Linked DNA regions of Mus musculus: all the other regions are linked to region 4. Evidence: chromatin loops called from intact Hi-C (ENCODE). Cell type or tissue: left cerebral cortex. All regions are shown on one strand. Each heading gives the region's core, and the rest is flanking DNA. Links, peaks and the distances in the headings are about the cores only.

Region 1 (4,918 bases), core at 708-4,707, 250 kb after region 4:
GTCTCCAAGAAGGAAGGGAGGCAGGGAGGCAGGGAGACAGGGAAGGAAGGAAGGAAGGAAGGAAGGAAGGAAGGAAGGAAGGAAGGAAGGAAGGAAGGAAGGAAGGAAGGAGAGAAAAACAAAATCATAGATGGGCTTAGCAGAGAGAAGGGGAAGCTATGCTAATGGCTGGTGGGTGGGTCTGTCTGAACAGGGTACAGTCCGAGTCCTCCTGAGCTAGCCCATTCCATTGTGCACATGTGTGGCCCATAAATATAGACAGTTGCTTCATGTCACTTAATCTTTAATTTAAAGAAAGCCATACACACACACACCAGTCACTACAACCTCAGAGCCTGTGTAATGGTTTCTCACCATAGAAAGAGAAACAAGGCAGTGGGACAGCTAAGAACTAGATGAGGTAATAGCTTGTGTTTTCAGCTTTGAGGTGTTCAGAATTCCTGTTACATCATAGCATTCCTCATTATATCACATCATAATATTCCACATTACATCGTAGCATTTCACATTCCTTCACAATCACATTATCGGAAGTAAAGGTAAGAGATACTAGAGAGAAAAGCGTAAGGGGACAACTACTATGTGACTAATGTCAGGTTGTTGTTTTTTTTATTAATGATAAAAAGAGACTGCCAAGGTAGCTCAGTAAGCTTGCCAACCAAGCCAGACTAACTGAGTTCCATGCACAGGACTCTCATAGTGAAAGGTGAGAACCCTCTTGCAAGCAGTCCTCTGACCTCTACCGTGCGTCAAGGCACACATACAACAACGTGTATGTGCACAAGCACACTCACAAAATAAATATAGTTTTTAAAACTAATGGGAGCCAGAAAGAGTGCAGCATTGTTTTAAGTTCTTAGTGAGGAGGATTCCAAGAGACTACTACCCAGATCCTATATCAAGTGAGAGTGTCCTTTAATAATATATGTAAACTCCAAAGAATTTCAGATAAACAAAACATAATCCATCAAACACAAAGACATGGATTTTTAAGTCAAAGATTGGGGAAAACACACTATTGAAACAAGAAACTTACTAGATGTGCTCATGGAAAAAGACTTAAACATGTTTTACCAAGGATGGTAAATAGCTAGTGAATAGTGTACAGACCCTCTGCAGTCACTAGTCACCCAGGAACTGCAGTAGAACCACATCTCCATCCCACAACTCCCCTCAGGCGGTGCAGCGGGGATGCAGAACACCTGCTTTGGGAGAACATGGGATAATGTTGGGAAACAGTTTCGCCATTTTCCAAGATGTTAAGTGTACATCCACTCTGAGACCCATTAGATTTACTCTTAGGTAACTTACCGTGAGAAAGGCACAGGGCATAGTAGTGTAGAGCTGTGCACAGATTTCTATAGCAGCTTTGTTAACAGTCCAAAAGTGGGAAGCCCACCAATTAAGTCAGTGACCAAGCAAGCAGACATTCCCAAACATGGATTACTGACCAGCAATAAAAGCAGTAAACTATCCCTAAGCTATATACTACACCATGGATCCAGCTCGGAATAATGTCGCTGCGTAAGACAATGCTCCCATACCTTAACCTCAAGAAGAACATGTCTGAGGCACTGACAGGAATTCATGTGTTCTGAAGGACAGCGGGTCCTGGAGATGAGGGGCTTCCCAGTTGACAAATGATAATCTTGTTGATGGGTTCATAGACACATACATATTAGATCATTAAACTCCATGATCTGTGCTGTCTTGGTTAGGATTCTATTGCTGTGAATAGATAATACCATGACCATGGCAACTCTTATAAAGAAAAGCATTTAATTGGAGCTGGCTTATAGTTCAGAGGTTCAGTCTATTATCATCATGGCCAGAAGCAAGGCAGCAAAGGCAGACATGGTACTGGAGAAGTAGCCAAGAGCTCTGCCTCTGGTTCACCAGGCAGTAGAGAAAGAATGAGCCTCTGAGCCTGGCTTGAGCTTATAAAATCCTAAAACTCGCCCTTAGTAACACACCTACTCCAACAAAGCCACGGGTCTTAGTTTTTTTAAATAATGCCACTCCCTGTGAGCCAGTGAAGATCATTTTCATTCAAACTACCACATACGGTAAGTGTAACTTACATGCCAAATCAACCTCAACGGTAAAACCATGTGCACAGTGTGCTCATCTGAGCTATAGCAATTCTTGCTGAATGCAGATTGACTCAGACCCTCTTTGAATAAAGTATTAGACACCTCCCAAAGTGCCATTCAGGAAAAGCAGAGCACACATGCAAGTCACAGCGCTGGCTTCTTCCTTGATTCTTAGTTGACCTATCATGCTCTGGTGGTTTGGCTTAAATATCTTCATTTCCCAAGCAACTTGGCTGTTTTCTAGACTATCAAATGTTAGAGTAAAACCAAGGCTCAGTGGACCCCTTGGTGAAGTGCCCCTGGTGCAGGCCGCTAACTCTGTCCTCCTTGGCTGCAGGTTTCCAGTGTGCACAGTCAGCAGATGGACGACCTCTTCGACATCCTCATAAAGAGTGGAGGTGGGTCAAAGGCTGGACACAAGCCCAAGGGAAGCAGTGTCATACCACAGGCCTAGGACAGCCTTCCTCTAAAGCTGGATGTTGTCTTGGAAACTGAGAAACATCCAGTTCTAACAAACCTGCTCAAGCTAGGCCATCAAACCACATAACAGAGGAAAGAAAGCCCTTTGGCTCCACACTGAAGGATGGCATGATGTTAGATCCCCATAGCTGTCACTTGGAAAAAAGGAAAGATGTCTCACACATTAGAGCTGGGCCAGCAAAGCATGCTCTATGGAGTGAGAACTTTCCAATAACTTAGCCTGAGCTCCCTCTGGTGGTTGTTCTATTAAAATTCAGAGTACGTCATACATCAGGGCTACAGATATTACTCAGTGGGTAAAGGTGCTTGTTGCCAAGCTTAGTGACCTGAGTTTGATACCCAGAATCCACACCATGAAAGAGAACTAACCCCCACAAGTTGTTCTCTGACCTCCACATACATGCTGTGGTAGCATGCACATTCATAAGTAATAAACTGTAGTTAAAAATAAAGTAAGCCAGCTGGGCGTGGTGGCACACGCCTTTAATCCCAGCACTCAGGAGGCAGAGGCAGGCGGATTTCTGAGTTCTAGGCCAGCCTGGTCTACAGAGCAAGTTCCAGGACAGCCAGGGCTATACAGAGAAACCCTGTCTCAAAAAAACAAAAAAAAAAATAAATAAATAAAGTAAGCCATCATTTACAGTATGTTGCCTTTAAACCAGACGTTAGCACGTGCCTCAGCTCACCTGCCTTTACAAGTAAGCAAGGATCAGTTTTTCAGAAACTTCCTGGGATAGTTGCAGCCCAGTGGCAGAGCACTGCAATACAAATGTGAACTACCATCCTGGCATATCACATACACACCTATGTGCACATGCGTACACGTATGTGTGCATGTACAAAGTCGTACGGTGAAAGAAGTCAGGAGTTTGAAGTAGTAATTACTATTTCTCCATCTGTATTGAACACATCTGATAGACGCTGATGCCCTGAGCAGAGTCCATGGCATAGTGAAGGACATTGCCATCTGCATGTGGGCCACATGAATAAGTGAAAGTCTGCTGAGAACTACATTGGTCTTTCAGAATATGTTAAACTGAAAACTTGGGAGTTAAAAAATAAATGTGTATTTAAAAATCAGGCATGCAGTTTTTGCTCAGTCTGATAAAGATAAGGTTTTTTTCCAGTGATTCAGGTTCAATTCCCAGCACCACATGGTGAATCACAACTGTTTGTAACTCCAGTCCTAGGAGGACTCCAACGCCCTCCTGTGGCCTCCATGAGTACTGCACACACATAGCACACAGACACACATGCAGACAAAATACCCAGATACAATAAGCTTTTAAGTTTATGGTTCATTAATTCTTTCACCTACTGTATTCTCAGAAAGATGAGAAAGAATCTAACATGATGGCACACACATTTAATCCCAGGACTCGAGAGGCAGAGATAGGCAGAGCTCTCCAAGTTCCAAGCAGCCTGGTCCACATACTGAGTTCTAAATCAGCCAAGTCTACACAAAACAAGAAGTCATCTCAAAACAACAGTGGAGGAAGTTATTAAAATTCATCTATGTGAGCACTAGTCTGTCCATAACAGAAGGTCTGTTGGTTTGCTGGTTGCCCTATTAAGGAGTCAATATGATCACGTAGGGAGATGACTCTCTCAGTGTGCCATGCAAGCCTGAGGACCTGAACTTGGTTCCCCCCAGAACACAATAACAATGCCTATAATCCTAGTGTTGGGGAGGGGAGGACAAGTGGATCCTTGGGGCTTGCTGCCCAGCCATTGGGGAGATGACCCCATCCCAAACCGTAGGGCTAGTTAGCTCTGAAGAAGACGTTTGCATTTATCTCTGCCTTACACACAGAGAGCCACAAAAAATTAAATAGACTGGGACTGGGAAGATGATTCAACACATAAGAACACGTTCTGCTCTTGCTGAGGGCTAGAATTTGGTTCTTACCACCCATTTTGGATTCACAAATACCTGTAATGCTAGCTCGGGATCAGACACCCTCTGCTGGCCTCCATGGGTTCCTACACACAGGAGCACGTTCACACACTTGTATACATAAGTACAAATTAATGTTTAAGAATAAATTAAATAACTAATTGGTACTTATTAAGCTGTTTACCTAATTGTCCAAAGTTCAGATAACTCAGAACAAGAATTGAGAGCAGTGGCTGACCTGCCTCACCTTTAGGAAGGAGGGCAAAGGAGGTGACTTCAGCCTTGCGTTATTGATAAGGTGTACTGTGTCTGTTTTGTAACTTTCTAGACTGTATTGACAAACTGAAATACCATCCAACTATAATGACTTTTTAAAATTAAATTTAAAAAGAATTAGAGCATGCTCTCTCTGCCTCTAAGATGTAAGAGAGGATGACAGAATAGTCAC
Region 2 (4,918 bases), core at 257-4,256, 200 kb after region 4:
AGAGAGAGAGAGAGAGAGAGAGAGAGAGAGAGAGAGAGATCGAGGAAGCAGAGAAGTAGAGGCCAGCCATGAGCATGTGGAGAGAGGGGTGGTGGGAATGGAGGGGGGGAAGGGTGAGAGGACAGAGCAGGAACAAGAAGGCTATGGCTCTGTAAAAAGGTAGCCTTATGTGTAAGAACATGCTCAACAATGCTCTTGAAGAGATAGTATCAGAAATTCTCACAGAAAGTTTGGGGAAAATGCTTTGTGAATTTGAAACTATTTCAAATTCTTTGAAAAACAGCAAAAACATTTTTTAGGTATCTCCATTACTAGAGAAATTATTTCTTTTCAAAATGACAAAGCTGAGGCTTTGCTATAAGCCTGCAGCAGATGGTGCTTCGTTGATGGGAGGCTGACACTTTCATGGAGAGATAACGTGTCGGCAGAGTTTCCTTCACAAAGACGTCGACGACACAGAGTTTCAAGTTTTAAAGTGATGAGTGTAAAATATGTGTGTGTGTTTGAACCTATAAACTGAAAACATTGAGCAGCACCCTAGAAAAGTGCATGCTCCCTGTTGTTTTTACTGTTCCTTTTGCAAAGCACTGTAAGATGGAAGCACTAGAGCCAAGTTTGTTTTATAAGAATCCTGGCCTCACTTATGAGATATGCTATCTCTCAGTTTTCCCATCTGTAAATTGAGTTGATAATACTGATTTTGCAAGTCTATCAACAGGATAACTGATTGATTGATAGATAAATAGATAAAGTGTTACTGCTTCATAAAAAGTTAAAATACTTTTATAAATTAGTGCCTTGTGGTTACTCCCCAAAGAGCAGGGATGTGATAAACTCATGACTTGTGCTGCTACATGTCTCTAGCCAAAACTTAGAACTCGGGCCTAGTGTAGAGAAACTAGGCAGTGCAGTGCAATACGAAGACCTTCCTCTGTGGAGAACAGCAACTTTGCTTCAGTTCTAAGCCTTTGTGATCCTGGTCTTCGTTCTTCAATGTCTGTAATGTTCAAATCACCATGAAGCTCAGCAGGACTGCTGGGATACCGTGTAATATGTGCAAAAAAGTTGATGAAGTACCCAGTAAAGAGCAGTCACTCCTTGTGACTCTTGGAAGGACAGGAATGCTGTATCGGGAAACTAGGTCCAGAGACAGGGGACAGTAGCAGAGGTTTGCTTGAGGGCAGTGTGATAGACACTTCCATGTGCTCTTAGACTTAGACTATGCTGGAAGACTTCTGTTGCTTCAAAAGGAGCCTCCGTTGACAAGAAACATGTCATATGTTGTAAAATCCCATTCTCCAGAGATGTGGGAGAAGGGCAGATAGCAATCTCAGTAGGATAGTGTGGGTTGACTGCCTTGAAACCAGAGGCAAAAGATTTTCAGGATGTTTGATCCAAACCCCTCTGTGCTAGGAGGGGAAATACTGCTTCACCTGTGTGCAGGATGTAACCCTTTCTTCAGTCCACCGAGGCCATGCTGTGTATGACTAATATCACCTCATTTTCTCTTCAGAAGAAATATCCATCCTTTAGAGGCTTTTTTCTTCATCATCCATCAGTCGTGCCTGGTCACTGGTCAGGAACAGTGTTGTCAGCTATTTTCTCCTGTATTTTTTTTTTTCAGCTTAGTCTTGTCCCTTGGCTGTGTACAAGTAAAATTACTCATTCGACAAGACTCCTCATCGAGCACGGCTCTTGTGCCACTACCATTTGTTGATGGGCATATGGGAGCTCTATGCAAAGGCACATGGTTTGAACTCTAAAAATTATTGTGTCTGCTGGTGTGTGTTTGGTGTATGTGGAAACAAACTTGTTTCCACGTTGCCTGGAATTTCCATCCATAAACATTTCCTTCCAGAGTGCCCCTTGCATGTGTGAGTAGCCACCTGTACCTTGCAGAAAAGGCACGCGTGTTGTGAAATGAAACTCCAGCCCATCGCTGATTAAATCTTTTAGGAACATCTCTTAGTGGTGTTGCTTTGTACTTGGGAGAACAATTCTCCTTTAAAAAAGAATCCTAGTGATGCTAGCTCTCTCAGCCGACTAGTGGCACAAAGGCAAACTGCTGCTCCATGGGCTCTGAATAGCCAAGGAAGCAGCCGGATTTGCAGCACATTCCTGGCTATAAAGCTCTGCCAGGGATAGCCCTATGTAGCAAGAGGCTCCCACAGAGGAACGTGGGAGGGAAGGGATGCTTTCCACCCACATGTGCTGGTAGCATGTTTATTCAGTGAGGTGCCTCTGCAGAGATAAAACTGCTTCCTTTGGATGTCCTCTTCTGTCATTTGTTTAGCTGGAGAACTTCATGAGTAATGCATGGGCTCGTCTGGCCAGTGTGAAGTATTTCACAGCCCAGGGCTTTGCTTACAGAGAGCACAGCAGAGACGGCAGCCAGCCGTTCATCTTCCTGTTATCAGCAAAGGTTTCTCTTTAATAGCTAGAGATTTTATTTTTAACTGCTTGACTCAGTGCTCGTCAGATGATTGGGAGCATCTAGCTGCAGATTGAAGCAGCCAGCGCGGGGGAGGCTGGAATGGCAAAGGGAAGGGGGATGGCTGGGAAAGGGGGTGGGATCTTAAGAGTCGTGCCTCGCAGCCTCTGCCTTCCTCTAGTGTGGAAGAGTTAAAGGCTCCCACCCGAAGGAGTGTGTCTGCAGGTCAAGCTGGGAACTCCAAGCGAATGGCTGCCTTATGTCACTTAGAGACTTAATTGCTCTGTGACCAGTGTGCTGTGAGGAGGGAGCAGGACCAGAGTGTTCTGTGCTCTCTACTGTCCTGCGAATCAAGCTTATCTCCTGCTGGATGCTGCCTGTCTCCAGAAGTCTTCACCATGATCGATAGCTCCAAGAAGCAGCCACAAGGCTTCCCAGAAATTTTAACTGCTGAGGATTTTGAACCTTTCAAAGAAAAGGAATGCCTTGAGGGAAGCAACCAGAAAAGTCTCAAGGAAGGTCAGTCTGTCTCTGGACAGGGCAGGATGGCTACATTCCTGTTCCTGTCACCTTGCTGGCTGGCATGTCTGTCTACCACTGTATGTCTGTGTGTCTCTCTGTTTGCTGTTGCCCTTACTCCTGAGTTCTCTATGGTGAATGTTTAATCCTGCTTGCAGAGAGACAGAGTTGACAGGACATGAACAGTTGGCAATAATTGCTACTGATAATGACAGTTAGGAAGCCAGTCCTGGCTTCAGTTTAATTTGTCCAGATTTGTTTGTGTATTTTTCCCAGTTTGGGGATTCTCCTCCAAACCCTGTGGGTTTTGGAGAGGCTATTCCATTTTTATTATTAACCAGAACACTGCTTTATTTGTGTTTACAGCCACATAATTCCAGGAAAAATAATTTTCCCGATTAATATGTTGGACGTTTGTTGTTTGTCTCCTTGAGTCCTGAAATGATGACTCAGCTGTGTGTGCATTATCTGCATATTGATTTAAAAGCATGTTGCATAGTTTGATTTAAAAAAAAAAAAAAAGCAAGCAAATAAGCTTGTGAATGCTTACTGGTGGTTAGAATTGTCGGCAAGCACTGCACTAATTAAGAAAATGGCCAGAGATCTGGGAATTCCTGTTCCTGTTTGCGCAGCATGCTTCTGTTACAGCGGAGAGCAAGGGCTGTGGGTGAGGAAGCCCGAATCTGAACAGATTGAGACCTGAGTGTTATTGATCCCCGTGCCCACCCAGTCCTCTCGGGGAGGCTTCCTTCCTCACTCCCTCAGCTCTGTCTGCAGACCCTTCCTGGCCTGCTCAGCTCCGGTTCCTCCTGCAGACAGATCGCCTGTAAGGAACCCTGTTGCCCTGAGTAGCGAGTGCTTCCATCCTTTTCTCTCAGATACTAAGAGTGCAAATGATGAGGGCGTGCTGTAGCTTGCAAAAGATGAAAATAAATCATTCTTTGACTTCCCGGAGTCAAACTGCTTTTGAGAATGGTCAGGAAACACCTAGGTCACAACAGATAACACAGAGTGAAATGTAAGTTACTGCTGCCAAGAACTGAACAATGGGCATGCTCTGCCTCTACACAGTGTGTGTTACTGCAGATTGCTGGAACAGTCAGTGCCAGGGGAGTTTTTAGGACACACGGAGACTCGTTACAGGGGTCAGGTGGGCTTAAAGTTTTTAAATCATTCATTGATAAAACAGTTTAAGAATTCCTTTTGCATCGGTTAAGCTGTTTAAATGTCAGTTCCTCTTAATGCCATATATTTAAAACAGGTTTGTATGCTTGTGAAATCAGGCAAGTTAAATAGAATAGGAGAAATAAAAAGATAACAAAACAGCAGAATGTGATTTAAAGGACTTAGGAAGCAAGGATCAAAAGTATGAACATAAGGAGTAGAGAGGTGTGAAGCATGTGCCTAGCACGTAAGAGTCCCAGGTTTGATTCCCAACACCGTGCATGCATACATCATACATACATACATACATCCTGCAGACATGTGTCCATGGTAGAAGAATCATGAGCTGATTGATCACATAATTAGAATCTCCCTGGCAATCCTGAGGGTTATACAGTGCAGTAAACAGTGTAGTATTGAAAGAGCAAAGAGAGGCTGTGAGTGACAGGTCTTTAGGCTCAAGCCCAGGTACAGCATGACTTTTGTGGCCCTGGATGGACCTAGTGTTTACTGCTCTGCACTTTGGTTTCCTTGTCTGTACAATGAGAAGGAATAGTTCCCATGTCCTTCTATTTACATGGGAGGCTGGGTGCAGTATCAGTTTCACATTCACCCTCTCACTCACTTGAAAGCCCTTTGTTACTGCCTGCTTCTATGCAAAAGTTAAAGTTTAAGAGCCAACATATATTTTTCTTATAAAGAAGTGGCCTGCATATTCACAAATGCAAATTCATAAAGAGGTCATGTTTTAAGACACCCCACAGAAATGACTGATAATGAAATCCACATCTCACCAGAATCGAA
Region 3 (4,918 bases), core at 570-4,569, 97 kb after region 4:
ACCTACTTCCACTGAGGTGTGTGACAATGTGAGGCAGGCCTGGAAAAGACTTGCCTCAGTGGGCCGAGTAAGCCTTAAGAGCTGAAGACAAACTGGTACAGTCTTGTAGAGCCAGGGACACCAGTCTTCTGTCCTTCACCAGGAGACATTCAAAGGCTCTGATTCTCAGACTCTGAGACGTGGCCAGTTCCCTCCCAACTCCTTCCTTTTTCTTGGGCCTTCAGCCTAAAACTGAGAGTTATATCGTCAGCAATTCTGGTTCTCAGGCCTTTGAACTTGAACTTGTCGCGTCTTCCATCATTGCTAGTCTTGCTGGCAGCATATTGTGGGTCTTAGCATCCATGGTAAGTCCTCTCATGCATCTATAGGGTATCTGTTGGTTCTTTCCCTGGAGAACCTGCCTATGGAGGTCTGGGATTTCCTTTCTTCATCCACACCCCATTTTATTGGGCTACATCATCACGTTCAACATCTATATGTTCGGTCTCTGTAAGAGGAGTGGTTTCCAGGCAGCACAGGTAAGGAAGGTCTGGACCCACATTTGTTGACACTATGAGATCATCAGGATGGGTTAGCTTAGCAGGCCTCAGTGCAGTTTTCAGGGATGAGATAGAACCTTCCAGGCTCTTGATTCTGCAGAAGCTGTCACAGAGGGGCCAGCTCACAGGAATATACAAAACAAGACTGAATAAAAATGGCCCCCATAGGCCCACAGGGTATGGCACTATTAGGAGCTGTGGCCTTGGAGGAAGTGTGTCACTGAGGTGGGCTATGAGTTTTGAAAAGCTCAAGCCACGCTCAGTGGCTCAATCTCTCTTCCTGCTGCCTGAAAATCCAGATGTAGAACTCTCAGCTGCCTCTCCAATACCATGTCTTCCCACACTTTGCCATGTTTCCCATCATGACTATACTATACTAAACCTCTGAACTGTAAGCCAGCTCCAATTAAATGTTTTCCTTTATAAGAGTTGTCATAATGTCTCTTCACAGCAATAGAAACTCAAACTAAGACAAAGACCTTGTCACAAGGCAGTGCCAGGCCCTAGAGTCATGCAAATTCAAATACTGTGTTACTAAGACCATATGGGTATTTTCTTTATTGCAGGCTTCGGAAGTGTGATGGTTCGTATATGCTCTGCCCAGGGAGTGGCACTATTAGAAGATGTGGCCTTGTTGGAGTAGGTGTGTCACTGTGGGCATGGGCTTTAAGGCTCTCACCCTAGCTGCCTGGAAGCCATTCTTCTCCTAGCAGCCTTCAGATGAAGCTGTAGAACTCTCAACTCTTTCTGTACCATATCTGCCTGGTTGCTGCCATGTTCCTGCCTTAATGATAACGGACTTAACCTCTGAACCCGTAAGCCAGCCCCAATTAAATGTCCTTATAAGAGTTGCCTTGGTCATGGCAATTTTCTGTTTACAGCAGTAAAACTCTAAGGCACGAGGTTATGGGTACCCACTTTAGTGCATCTCACTATGCCAGCCTCTCTTCCTTAGAAGCAATTACTCTTAAGTTTTCTTTTGGGAAGAAGTCACACCGTAATGCAGTGGTTCTCAGCCTTCCTAATGCTGGGACCCTTTAATACAGTTCCTCATGTTGTGGTGATCCCCCAACCATAAAGTTATTTTGCTGTTATGAATCAATGTAAATGATACACAGAATCTGATATGCGACCCCCTGTGGCCCCGAACAGCTGACCTAACTCCACGAATGCCCTGGCTCTATGTCCATGAACCATTCTATCCTGGGTTCTCCCACTGTTTTCGAACATATTTTGCTTTTAGGGCTCTACAGAGTTGGAGAAAGTGTGAAAAGCGTTCTCTTGTCTAGTTGCATTAAGATGGGTTGCAACAGACCCCCTATTGGGGTCACTTCTTCCACTCGGAAGAACTACAGAGGGGTGGAGAGTGAGGCAGGGCTCAAGAGGAGGGGTTCCTACAGGTGCGGGTGTGGCATCAGAAACGCACCGACTCCACAGGCCGGTCTGCTCGTCCGCTGCAACCTCCTTCTGGAATGGGGAGGCGGCAAGAATGCACTTAGTGAGGCAGCATGAGCTGTTTGCTTGCTAGGGTAGCCGGCACTGACTGACCATCTATCTGACTGGGAGCAGCCAGAGCTTAGGCAGCAACCAAAGAGCTCCCAGCTCCGCAGCCCAGCTGCGCATGCGCCCCGGGGCAGCCAGGTGAGAGCGCGGCGGGAGCGGGCGGCCTCGCACCTGGGTTTTAACTTTTCCGGGTCAGGGGCGAGGGCGGATGCCGGGTGGGAGAAGGGAAGCAGGGTGTAAACCTCCGGGAGTCGGCTCGGCGCTACCTGGAGCTTCCAGGACGGGCTCCGTGCCTTCAGACGGGAGGAGGGTAAGCACGGGGGCGGAGCGAAGTCTCGCGAGATCCGGTGGTAGCTGCGGCAGCGGTGGCGGCGGCGGCGGCAGCGGCCGGGGAGGTGAGCGGCGAGCGGGTGCGAGGCGGCCGTTGGGACTGAGGCAGGGGAGAGCTGCGGAGGGCGAGGCCGGGCCCCGGGAGAGGGACGGACGGAAGGCCCGCGTCCTCGGTGGCCCCTCGAGGTTGCTGCGGCGCCTCCGGGTGCGCGCTGTCCCGGGACTCGCGCGGGGCGGGGCGGGGCGGGGCGGCCGCGGTCTCGGGGCTACCGGGTCCGGGCTTCCCTCGTCGGGGGTCCCCTGTGTGCGGCCGCGGCCCGATCTTCCCGGGCAGCCTGGAGTTGGTACCAGGCGCTTCGCTTGCGCGCTCCCACGCTGGAACTGCAGTGAGGTGCAGCAGCGCCTTGGCCGGAGCCACTCGACGGGGACGTGGTGGGATGGGGACGGCCCACGCCCCGGACTCACCTTCCATCCTCCTCCCCAGCCCTGCTCGCGGCTCTTCCCCTGGGGTCCCCGCGGGGCTGCAGAGGGTGTGTCTGCAAGCCCTCCCGAAATTGCACGCACGCAGCGTTCCGGGTTTCCAGGGAGAAAGTTTTCCACCGCTTTTGTTCTGTCCCTGAAACTTTGCCTAGTTCTCAGTGTTCAGAAGCTACCCTTTGGCCCTGTGTATGAGCAGACGCGGTGTGACAGTGACGAGGGGTGCGGCGGGTGTAGGGTCTCAGGCCACGAGGATAGCTCAAGGTTTGCCTCAGGCAAAGAAACTTTGAAAAGTTTGATTCTTTTCTGAAGCTTGAGATCGCACTCTTAGGATGAGCGGTTGTGAAGTTCCTAACTTTTGGTTCTGTGGCAAATGTTTGCCACCCTGACACGAAGTTCATACTATATCTTCCTATACGTGATCCAAGGTCAGTAGAGTGCTCTCCTTTAGATGTGAAGAAGAAATACGTGCTATGGCGTTAGTGCAGCCCAGACACCCAGCTAGGTAGGACGTAATATCACGGACCCTGCGGCTAGTGAGTATGTTTGGAGACACACACTCACGTATGTACGCATGCACTTGTGGGACAGTGAGTCTCAAAGTCAGGAACAAAGATTGGGACCTGAGATAAAACCGTGTTACTTGGGGTAATTGATGCTAATGAGAAAAACAATGTAGGCTGACTGACAGCGTGCAAGATAAATCACAGCCTGTCTCTGGTTAGGCTCAGATAATACAGCCCTCCAGGGATGCTGTATTCCAGGCTACATTGTAACCAATACAAAGCCCGAGTTCTCTACATTTAATGGAGTACACAAAATCCCTCATGCTTATTGTTAGTAATAAGGAAATAGAAGATTGAAATTGTTGCACTTGGCAGTATGCTCCATGTGTGTCTAGTAGATGCAGGTGTAATGTGCTGTGGAAGTTCACACAGTTCCCTTTCCTTCACCTTGTTGGACTACATAATTGGGGCAGGGTGGTGGGTGTTTTCGAGAATGACTTGCCACATGGTTCAATATTGAATCCTAAAGTATGTTAATCTATAGTGGGCCAGGGTAGCCTTCATTATCACCTCCACCACTCATGTGTTAGATGGCTCTCGGTCCAGGGCTGGAAACACTGCAGATGCTTTCCGCTGCCGTCTAGGAGTCTCTTCAGTAACTAACAATGTGCTATGGGGACAGTTCTGCCCTCTTGAGAACCACTATATAAAGCACACGCTCCACTATCTAGCTAATTATAACAGCAGAATCTAATACACACTTTTCACTGGGAAGTAAAAATAAAATTCTCTCTGTGAGTCTGATACATAAAAAGACAGCCTCTGGCTAGGGACTCTTTCATGGATCATCATCTCTGGCTCTCAGGAGCCAGGTTAGTACCTGTTCATCTGCAGTTGTTTCTCTTTTGGGGGAATCCTTGTTGGAAATGTTGGTCACACTTGAACTGCTGACTGGCATGAGGTGAGAGTGGAGTTGGAAGCCAGGATGGTGATGGGCTGTTGGGAGTGTCCTTGAGTACCAGTGTAGCCCCGGAGCCTTTTCTACTTAGGGATAGTAGTGCATTTGGAGAATACAGATGTGCTCAAAAGTGAAAACTAAAATTACCTATCTAAGCAGTTCTAGGGGTTGGCTCACAAACAAGCTTGTCTTCATTGGAAACTTCTCCATGGAAGGGGAAAAAAAATCAAGAAAAGTTCAGCTCAGTCCATTTGTAGCTACAGCAGTAAATTCCAAATTGTTTAAATCTGAAAAAGTTTATTTTTGCCTTTTTTTCTTTAAATATAAGTTGCTTCTTGCTATAGAACATTTATTCTGTATTGCTTATTACTTTAGAAAGGCACTATGGAAATTAACATCTAAGTAAAGACTTATGAAAATAGGATGCCACATTTAAAGTTGTCTAGACATAGATACAATGAACCCTTGTAAAGTTGAACAATTCATCTAAGTGAAAGTAATTCATTTTTATTGCATTAGGCAAACACTATCCAGTTCCAGGGTAAAAAAAAGGCCAATTGTTTTGGTTGTTTTTATTAATCATTATTCTAGTTAGGATTTTCTGC
Region 4 (4,918 bases), core at 655-4,654:
AAACATCATGACCAAGAAGCAAGTTGGGGAGGAAAGGGTTTATTTTGCCTCCAGAATCTGTCAGCGAGAGAGTAGCTCTTGATTAGTCAGGGACTGGCTCCCTGTGCAGCTTTATCTCTGGGCAGAGCTGCACGCAGCGGCTGCTGAGGAGAGAGCATGGGAAGTGTGACAGGGCAAGTCTGTTTCTGATGTGTCACAGTCCAGGTCATAAGCCTCACTCAGTCCTGCAGCAAAGAGAATTCAAAGGCAGAAAAGGCCACAGGAGAGATGAAAGGGCTCCAGAGATCAGAGGAGGAAGTTACACCCACACAGGGGCATCCACGGCATCCACGCGGGGCCAGCCAACCCAGAGCAACTGAGCTGGGAAATGGCTATGCTTTCTGGCTACCCTGCAAGAGTGGGAGGTGGGACAGAAGCCATGTCCAGAATCACTGTAACAGCCCCAGCAATGGGAAATGAGGGTCACAACTGAATTGAGGCTTCAGAAATGGAAAAAAAGGGACATAAACTGAAGAAGCATCACGCGCTGGGGAGGGAAGCTTGCTCTACAAGAGATGTCCTGAGTTCAAATCCCAAGTACCCACGTAAGAAGTCAGGCAATATACAGCACAGAGGTGAAGCTCAGTGACAGGTGCCACCTCAGGCATTGAGAGCACAGGAGAAGACACCTGATGATGTCCTGCTCTGTGACCTCACATGTGCATGTGCACGCACACGCGCACACGCAGTCTGTGCAGCAAAATGCCTAGGGAAAGACTAAATCTAAGTGATGTCCAGTTTTAAGCCTGGACTCAAGAGATGATAAGAATATCTAACAAAATTAAAGCAAGTCTGGAAAGGGTCTTTTTCCCCCCAGGGGAAAGATAGCTCTAAATTAATTATTTGATTGTAAGTCAGAGACAGGAGACAGTGTATTATGGAGATGTAGTAGATGCTGGCATTAAAGCAATGCTGAGGGCCTCTGAGGAACAATAGAACTTTAGAAAATGGCTCCATCTAGAGGAGGTGGAGAAACGGAACCAGCTAGCACCTGTGATGTACCTAGTCAGCAGGGAGTGCTGGTCAGCTTACACTGCAACCAGAGAAGGTCACTGTGGGTGACAGGTGTGGAGAATCCAGGGGGGACAGCCTGGGAGGCTGTGAAGCTGGAAAGGGTGAAGGCCAGGAAGAGTCAAGTCAGCTAGCATCAGAGAGAAGGTAGTCTCGCTAGCAGGTGACCAAGATGAATGAAGGCGGAGCAGAGCTGACTAAAGGAAAGAAGATGCTGGACCACTGAGATGGTTCAGTGGGTAAGGATGCTTTCAGGTAAGTCTGATGGCCTGAATTCAGTCACCATGCCCCACATGGTAGAAGGGAAGAAGTAGCTCCTACAAGTTGTTCTCTAAACCCCACATGTACACCATGGCTTGAACTCAATGATACAAGCACGCACAGACATGCACACACACACACACGCACACGCACACGCACGCACACACACGCACGCACGCACACGCACGCGCACGCACGCGCACACACACACACCACTGAATAAATGTGTTGAGAATGGGGTTGGGAAGAGGAAAAATAAAGATGGATTTTGCTTTTCTAGCTTGTCACACCTACAGAAAACCTGTCTGGGTTGCCATCATTTATGTTCTCGTGTTTACCCCTAACCTGGGAGGGAAGTGTCAAGCCCCAGGAAATCACAGCGAGCTCCTTTCTTCTTCCTGCTGCTTTGTAACAGCATTGCTGTTTGGCTCTGTGGTCTGTGGGTGTTGGAAGATAACAAAGGATCAGCCTAGAGCCCCTTTACATACGTAACCCAGCTTCAGAGGCTTATTATTATTACTTAAAACCTCCTTCCAAAAACTTACGAAATCAAAATGTGTGCTGGTTACTGTCACCTGGAGCTGAAAGTCGACATTCAGCAGCTTGGAGAGGATTGTTATTTTGGTGGTGCTGAGAGCACTGTAACTGGGGCAGCTGGGTTGCTATGGTGACTGGGTCTCAAAACAGAGCCCTGTGCTTCGACACATCCACACAGCAGATGAATCTCAGGTTGACATGGCCGTGACACTCATCCTAGTTGAAGCATCCACAAACTCCCATCAGGACCCGTGGAAGGGAAATTTGGGATCAGGGCCCCCAAAGCACTGGTTAAGAAGTTGCAGCTTGGGCTTTTTTAAGCTGGGTCTTCTCAGTCCTCACGGTCCTGAAAACCTCTGGCTCACAGCCTAAAGCTCTCCCTTAGGGGAGGCTGATAGCTTGGGGAAGGTTCATCCCGGAAGCGAGTATGATTAATTGCTCCAGTGCTGACAGAGGCTGAAAACTTGAGACTCAGACCACATTCTTGTCACTAATAGATGAGATGAGGGTGGGGCAAATGAGTGTGGGACTGTACTGAGGATCCAGCTGCTGCTCTGTGGCTTCCTGCCTGGAGCAGCACCCAATAGGTCACTGCACACCCACGGTTATCGCAACACTATTAGCAAGAGCCAGGGTCTGCCATCAGCCCCATTAGTGTATTGTGACAAGAAGACTTGGGTCAGTTCAGAGAGATGGGTGGAACTGTAGACAGTCAAGGGGTTTTTTTTTTTGTGGGGGGGGGGGATTTTTTTTTTTTTAAAGAAGCCGGCCTGAGACAAATATTACTTTTTGTCTCATTGAGGAATCTGGACTTCTTTTTTTAAAAAAGAATTAATTAAACTATAAATATATGTGGCATGGCAGTAGATGAGGAAGAAGACCTGCGGCAGGGAAAAGGAGAGACAGACACAAGAAGGCAATTGAGAGTGACTGTGAGCAAAGGATTATGATATGTATGAAAACGACGTGATGAAACCCAGCATTTTCACTGACTAAAACAAAGCGAACAGAAATGTGCAGGTACTTTTGCGGCGAGGGTGGGCGGGAACCGACACTGCCTTTGGGGTGTGCTCCAAGCAAACCTCCGCGCCCACGCTGTCCTTCCGGGTCTCGACAGTAGGGGTCCCCGTTGAGTCGCGCGTCTTACACTACGCTGTGGTACTGGACTAAGGACGGAGACGCTTTGAATAGGGAGTATCTGCCTCTGCTGGTTCTTGCCTAAGCATGACATGGGAAAGCAGGGAAGGCGGGGTGGGGGTGGGGAAGATTCCTGACTTGCAGCATGACTCATGAACAAACGGAGAGAATAGTCGCTGCTTCTCATCGGAGCCCCAGCACGCCCCGGGACAAGCCTGAGTCAGACCAGAAGTCCGGAGTCTGGTCGGTCAGAGAGCATTTTCCCCCTTGAGGGAGAAATATATTTAGGGGAAGTGGTATGAATTTCTTAAGATTGCCGGAAACCCCACGTTAAACCCTAGGCTTCTAGAAGTCGAATCCGTCAAAACCAAGAAGCTTCCCGATTGAAGATAAAAATTGGCCACCTCCGCAAAGACACCAAGAATAGGTAAAAATAGATAGATAAATAAATAAATAAATAAATAAATAAATAAAAATTAAAAAATAAAAAGGTTTGTGACCTTAGTGGCAGCGGTTCTACGACACACGCACCCAAAACCAGCAGCCGTGCCTACCTGTGTGCACCTTACAGCATAGAAACCCGACCAGTGATTTTTGTTCCAATTGTACTGGTTTTGTTTTTGAGACAACCCAAGCTAGTGTCAAAGGCAAAATCTCCCTACAGCAGCCTCCTGAGTGCTAAGATAAAAGTGAACTGCCACACTAAACTTTAATGTTCGTTTGTTTGTTTGTTTGTTTTTAAAGAAGAAATATAGTTAGCCAAGCCTGATGACACAGACCTGCAATTCCAGCCACTAAGGAAAAATGAAAAGTAACTGGGCTGTAAAGTAAGTTTAGGGCCAACCTGGGCAACTTGGTGAGACTATCCCGAAAGGAAAGGTAAAGAGGGTTGTGAATATGTAACTTAGGAAGTGCTTTCTTGGCATGCCATGACCCAGTGGTTCAGATAGACGACAGACAGGCAGACAGACACTTTAGTGGAGGAAAAAAAAACCAGCTGTCCAACACTATATTCGTTGTGATCTCCTGGGGGCTCCTTACTTGTCCATGTCTAAGGATTTGTTACTTATATTTAGTGAAGACACATAAAAAGACCAGTGTAAAGGGACCACACCACAGAGGGCTGAGTGTCACACCTTGCCCTCCAGAGTGTCTGCCACTGCAAGCGCCACTCACTTCTACTACTCAGCGGCCTGTTCACAGGCCTGGAGGGAGTGGAAGCCAGGGGATCAGGTGAGCAAGGATTGGCAATGGCTCAGGAGAAGACGTGGGTAGAAACCTTAGGTAGCAATGGAAAACCGAGGCACCTTGAGTTGTACCCCGCCCCCTCCCCACCCCAGGCAGCCACAGGACAGAGAAGCCCATTCTTGAGCCAGTGAAAGCAAGTTGAGTCAAGTCTACAGCCTGAGTGCACTTGAGGGCTGCTGTCACCTGTGCTTGCAAAACACACGCATGAAATTACTAAACACTTGGAGGTGTGTACACCAGCAAGCTGATTAAATTAGGGGGAAATGAGCACATGTACACTTAAAATGGAAAAAAAAAGGCATCTAGTCAGGTGGAGTTAATCAAAAGTATACAGCCTCAGAGGCAGGGTGGCCCAGATTTATTTTTCATGTAAATATCTTTGATTGGAAAAATATGAGCATGTTTCTACACATGGCCTTGCTTATGAGCTTCTAAAAACTATGTAGGGCTTTTCTGACTTCTAAAACACCCTCAATAGATAGTAAAGAGACTTTTCCCTTTTTTCTAAATAGATATTTTCTTGGGGACACCTGCTCTGCTGGCTAACCTGAGACGGGGCTTTCCTGCTTTCATTTGACGGCTCACCTTACCCCAAAGGCTTGATTATTTCCTTCATCTCCCCATCTTTTCCTCCCCCTCTCCCAATTCTCATGCAGCCCCTATCTGTTCCTATGGCTGTCTTTTA
Region 5 (4,918 bases), core at 581-4,580, 470 kb after region 4:
TACACTCAGAGAGGTAATGGTACTCTTGAAGGTCCACACATCTTACAACAGGCAGCAGGCAGCTGTCCCTTCCTGAGTGTCCCCACCTCAAGTCTTCTAGCTCCCCTCTCATCACCCTCCTGCTTCTATAAGGACGGCCAGACCCTAGGACCACAGTGGTGATGCAGATTGCCATCCCTTCCCCACTTCCAGATGGAAGCCACATCCCAAACAATGATAACCTTAAATGCGCTATCTGGGGGTCAAATAGGGTAACTGGTTCCTTCACGAGAAACACAGGTGCTTCCTCCCTCAAGCACTCTACAGTGTGAGGATATGTAAACGACAACTGTTAGAAAGCTGGTGTCCAGGTGTGGGCACCTCAATCCCAGGATTCCAAGTCTCCTGCACCAGGAGAAACACGGATGGATCTGTTATCTAAGCCGCCTCTATTCACTCTATTTGACAGAAACATGTATCTCAGGTACCTAAGTAATTTGCCATGGAGATGAAGCAGAGCCCTGTGATGTAGGCATCGTACCCCGCCTCATGAAGCTGCTCAGAAGCTGTGTCGTAGCTTGGAAAGCCTTCTGCACTTTCTAAAGAGGAAACAAAGGAACGATCAATTTCTCCCAGAGCACTGCAGAATATGAAGCATGATGTCTGGCCAAATCCATACTGCATGCAGTCTTGTGTATTGTATGTGGCCTGAAGACACAAAGAAATCTGTCTTATTGCTCAGTTCTATTCTTAGAATATGAGATAACAAAATCCCTAAAAATGGGAATTGCAGTTCAGACAAAAAAAAAAAAAAAAAGGCCTCAGTTTCCTTACCAAGATTCAGCTGTAGGCCTCCACAGCCACACCGACTGGAGCCATTTGCAATCTTATGTTTCCCATCCTGTGACAAGTCCTCCTTGCTACTCTTACCATACATGTAGGACAAAGCAGAGACTAAGCAGAACTTCAAGCTGGGCACGGTGGCCACACCTAAAATTGATGTACGTGGGAAGCTGAGGCAAAGAACCACAGCAAGTTTGAGACCAGCTTAGGCTAAATAGTGAGTTCTAGTCCAACCTCGGCTACAAAGTAAGACTCTGTAGGCAAAGTAAATAACAAACCAGAGGCGCTGAGAGGTCATGCGATGACCGTCAATCCCTCCCTCCGTCACTCACACAAATGTGACCCTTGGACAAAGCACTGCACCCCTCAGCCCCCCAGTTGTCTAAAAATGAGATGATAATCCACCTCCCCTCGTAAGGCTTTGGGGGAGGGCAGCAAATGGCAGGGTCCTGGAACATGCCACATGCTCATGACCATCCTCCACCAGTGTCCCAAATAGTCCCAGAAAACAACAAGTCCAGCCAGATGCAGCAGGCCCCCGGCTGGTGCAAACCTAGCAATTTATACAGACCAAATAGATCAGAGCTTGCTGTAATGCTGCCCTTAGTCCATGGGGCCACTGTACTACAAAACCATTCATAAGTTGGTTCTTAGTCACACATACAAGTGCTGAATGAATGTGAGAATAATCTGCTTTTCAGTAAGTTCTGTGCCAAAGAAATATGAAAATAATAGGACAGAATACAGCTCTTACTCATAAGTAATTATTTCCTAAAATCAAGTGGGAAATGAGTGTTTTTTAACACTGTCGAGCCAGGTATGGTGGTGCACACCTTTAATCCCAGCCCTCGGGAGGCAGAGGCAGGCAGATTTCTGAGTTCGAGGCCAGCCTTGTCTACAAAGTGAGTTCCAGGACAGCCAGGGCTATACAGAGGAACCCTGTCTCAAAAAGCACCCCCCGCCCCCCCAAAAAAGGCCAGTGTCTCGTCAGAAGCAAGAGCGGAAACTAGTGATGGAATGGCTGGAATCATTTATGCTTTTTTATGTAAGAATTCTTTAATTTCCTTACATACCAAATATTGGGCTTGACACTTGCTAAGAAAGAAAGCCTTTTAACAATGTAGTGCTTAAGTAAGACCCTAGACACCACCTGCTGAAGATCATTATTCCCCAGATCAATTATCCCATTACACAGTTACACACAGGGTATTGGTTTCCCTCCCTCTACCCAGTTCACATCGTAATTGGATTCTTGGACTATTACCCAGAAGGGAAGCAATGCTACCCTACTACCTGCATCACCAACTTCTGGACCATTAGTGCTGTGATCAGTGTCTTTGACCACAGCCCATAGAATGCTAACTGCAGGTCAGCAACTCAATGTGGGTAACAGGACGGAGGACACAGTGCCTCAACACAGGCTTTCCTCAGTGACATTGTTTAGCTCAGAGGACACAGGTATGCTCTCATCTAGGCAGCACGCCTAGTTCTTAGGTTTTCTGAGACCCAAAATGTATTTTCATTGCATCTCCAATGATCAGTCACTGACATACTGTCTATCTTCAAATAATGCACCAGATAAAAGGATACATCAAATTTTGGAAGAATTCTAAGCATTAGGAAATAAAAGCCTTAAAACTTTAATTGCCAAACATCACAGTAAATGGCTACCATAAAACTCTTAACATGATGTGGATATAGCTGGACATGGAACTAGAATACCATCATTATTCAGAAAGCAGCCATCTACCAAGGGCCTAGAAGTTAACCCAGCCAAAGTCCACAAATAACACATTACCATTTCCAAGACATTTCATATAACGTATTTGCATTTCCAAAGTTGAATATAACATATTAACATAGTAATTTCCAAAGTTTGATGGTTTTCGTGTTCAATATTCTTACCAACTTTGGGAGGGTCAAAAGGTGTCTCTTTCAACCGCTTTTCCAACTCTGCAAGGGATGTGTTGTTAATGATATCCTGCAAAGCAGTAAGCGGAGAATTAGGACATGTCATCTCAGCAAGAGACTAAGGAGAGCCAATTTAGGGTATCCACGTGGGAAATGCACGCCATACTGCCCTCTTGTGTCTCTTAAAAGAACAGAAGCCATTAGAACACATTTGTGAAAGGAACAAGTTCAAGGGTCACTACTCAAAGGTGATGAATGGAAAGACTTACAGGGTAAAACCTATAAACTCAGGCAGTGCTGGTGCTCACTTGTAATCCCAGCTACCTGGGAGGCTGAGGCAGCAGGAGGAGGAGTTTAAAGCCAACCTCATTACAAAAGCAAAATTTTGGGGATAAAACTGGCAGAGGGAAAAAAACTTCCATGTTGTTTGCTGAGGGGTTGGGGATGTCAGTACTTTGACAGGCACTGCAAAAAGGCTACAGGCAGTTCCATTGCTGGTAGAGACACAGAACTAGAAAGCACTGTCTTAACGTATTGTTCAGGAGGCTTCAGAAAGTCCTTGACAAGAATGTAAATAATTAACTAATTATCCTTATTAGAATATATGTCCAAATATGCAAAATAAGCAGGCAGGCAGAAAAAGGACAAACTGTCTGCAGGTATAAGCTATTGAATAACATACATGACAAGCTGCGCAGTGGTTGAGCACATCTTTAATTCCAGCACTTGGGAGGCAGACGCAGGTGGATCTCTGAATTCAAGGCCAGTCTGGTCTACAATGCAAATTCCAGGACAGCCAAGGCAGTTATACAGAGAAACCCTGTGTGTGTGTGTGTGTGTGTTGCAGGGTGGTGGTGGTGGGAAAAATAAAGATAACTTCACATTTTTATATTATTTCTGTTCTTTTCAAAATTCTCTCTTCTTCCTTTCTAATTTTTTAACGTGTCTGAAATCGCATTTAACTAGATCAGAATTCCAAAGCTATTTGTGGTCATACAAAAAATTTCAAAGAAAGCTGGACATGATGGCATACACTTGCACCAACCACATGGGAGGCAAAGGCAGGAGGGATCAGAAGTTCAAGGTTACTTCTATCAGCTACAGGGTGAGTTCAAGGCCTGCCTAGCATACCAAGAGTCTGTCTCAAACAAACAGAAATCTCAAATTATATCGTATGAGTGATAGTTCAGATTTAAATAATACCTTAAAAGGCTGTGTGCTGGCCATCAACTTAGTATCCAAGAGTCTGGAAACAAAATACATTTTAATAAGGTAAATAAAATATATATCAATATTGAAAATGTACTTTGTTAAAATATAAAATACTTAAAATGTTTCATAAATAAAACATATTCTTCACATATTAAATACTTTCATAAAACACATAGAAGTGGACAGATGAAACAAACACACTGGTCAGTGTGAACCGAGCGGCAATGTGGTTGATGAGCTGAGGACAGAGTCCCATCCTCTGGCTTCCTTCACTCACTGAAGTGTTGCATGCAGTCCATACTAAGCCAAAGGGACAGGTTCCGTACCTGTACCTGGAGGGAGGAGGCTAGCATCTATCTTGAAAGTGAGGCAGGCACTGCACATTTTACTGTTCTGTGGATCCACCCTTCCAGACTGCCACTGCCCACTGCCACCATCTGGTTTGCAGTCTGAACTCTTATGGAAGCCAAAGTCTGCATTGGGAAGTTTCCTGCTACCATTTCTTACAGTGGCAGCTAAGCTCCAGTGTCAACATGACTGGATTTGAAATCAACCATGAGCACACCTCTGTGTCAGTCTTTGAGGAAGTTTTCAGAGGCTTAACTGAGGAAGGAAGACCCACCTAGAACGCTGGCAGCACTACCACTGAGTGGGTAAAATAGCAGAGAAAGGCAGGTAAATCCTTTCTCTGCTTCCTGATCAGTTCTTGTGAGAAGTGCTCAACTCCAAAACCCCCACCCTTCCTTTCCCATCAAGACAGACTGTACCCTCACACCGATGCCAGCTGATTTTGTCAGGTAGTGCATCACAGCTATGAGAAAAGGAGACCACTTAACTACTCTACTACAGGGACCAGAAATACCAGGGAACAGAGTGACCATGGACAAATTCTCATAAATATAAACACTGTGGCCATAGTAGCAATAGCTATCCTAACTTGCCCTCCTTCAAAAGACATATTGTCTTACTGTTC

What was found. A loop is a pair of places that touch in the nucleus more often than their neighbours do. Peaks named below come from ENCODE experiments on the same cell type or tissue, not always from the same donor. Only the 100,000 strongest peaks of a DNase experiment are listed, where the experiment ranks them.
Region 1: a loop joins it to region 4, with 8 times the contacts of the local background. A loop is called at or near these places in 21 of 42 quality-filtered maps.
Region 2: a loop joins it to region 4, with 6 times the contacts of the local background. A loop is called at or near these places in 16 of 42 quality-filtered maps.
Region 3: it touches region 4 in a loop (7-fold over the local background); 14 of 42 quality-filtered maps call a loop at or near these places.
Region 5: a loop joins it to region 4, with 2.6 times the contacts of the local background. A loop is called at or near these places in 2 of 42 quality-filtered maps.

The regions. Positions count from the first base shown.
Region 1 is chr16:13,407,187-13,412,104 of GRCm38, forward strand. Mrtfb (myocardin related transcription factor B) reads left to right here. Exons shown (of 17, transcript NM_001122667.2): 16 at 2,431-2,491. All of the region lies in intron 1 of Gm15738 (a long non-coding RNA gene), which reads right to left. Among named protein-coding and RNA genes, the nearest start is that of Gm15738, 13 kb to the right of the region's middle. In left cerebral cortex, for the core only: CTCF peaks have their summits at 2,811 (motif pointing left), 3,773 (motif pointing left) and 4,545 (motif pointing left); DNase peaks (open chromatin) are centred at 2,798 and 4,508.
Region 2 is chr16:13,355,810-13,360,727 of GRCm38, forward strand. The region is part of intron 3 of Mrtfb (myocardin related transcription factor B); the gene reads left to right. All of the region lies in intron 3 of LOC115488652 (a long non-coding RNA gene), which reads right to left. Among named protein-coding and RNA genes, the nearest start is that of Gm15738, 64 kb to the right of the region's middle. In left cerebral cortex, for the core only: a CTCF peak has its summit at 2,051; DNase peaks (open chromatin) are centred at 427, 2,164, 2,462 and 3,804; H3K4me3 peaks cover 2,808 bases; H3K27ac peaks cover 3,818 bases.
Region 3 is chr16:13,254,118-13,259,035 of GRCm38, forward strand. It overlaps Mrtfb (myocardin related transcription factor B), which reads left to right and starts at 2,364. Exons shown (of 17, transcript NM_001122667.2): 1 at 2,364-2,437. In left cerebral cortex, for the core only: CTCF peaks have their summits at 2,241 and 2,445; DNase peaks (open chromatin) are centred at 2,170, 2,334 and 2,801; H3K4me3 peaks cover 2,548 bases; H3K27ac peaks cover 1,638 bases.
Region 4 is chr16:13,157,350-13,162,267 of GRCm38, forward strand. It overlaps Gm32596 (a long non-coding RNA gene), which reads right to left and starts at 1,946. Exons shown (of 3, transcript XR_384684.2): 1 at 1,857-1,946; 2 at 1,657-1,748. In left cerebral cortex, for the core only: CTCF peaks have their summits at 1,020 (motif pointing left) and 2,959; DNase peaks (open chromatin) are centred at 1,024, 1,978 and 2,975; H3K4me3 peaks cover 987 bases; H3K27ac peaks cover 2,694 bases.
Region 5 is chr16:13,625,647-13,630,564 of GRCm38, forward strand. Parn (poly(A)-specific ribonuclease (deadenylation nuclease)) reads right to left here. Exons shown (of 24, transcript NM_028761.3): 15 at 3,937-3,979; 16 at 2,728-2,803; 17 at 468-578. Among named protein-coding and RNA genes, the nearest start is that of Parn, 40 kb to the right of the region's middle. In left cerebral cortex, for the core only: a CTCF peak has its summit at 2,906 (motif pointing left); DNase peaks (open chromatin) are centred at 2,903 and 4,379.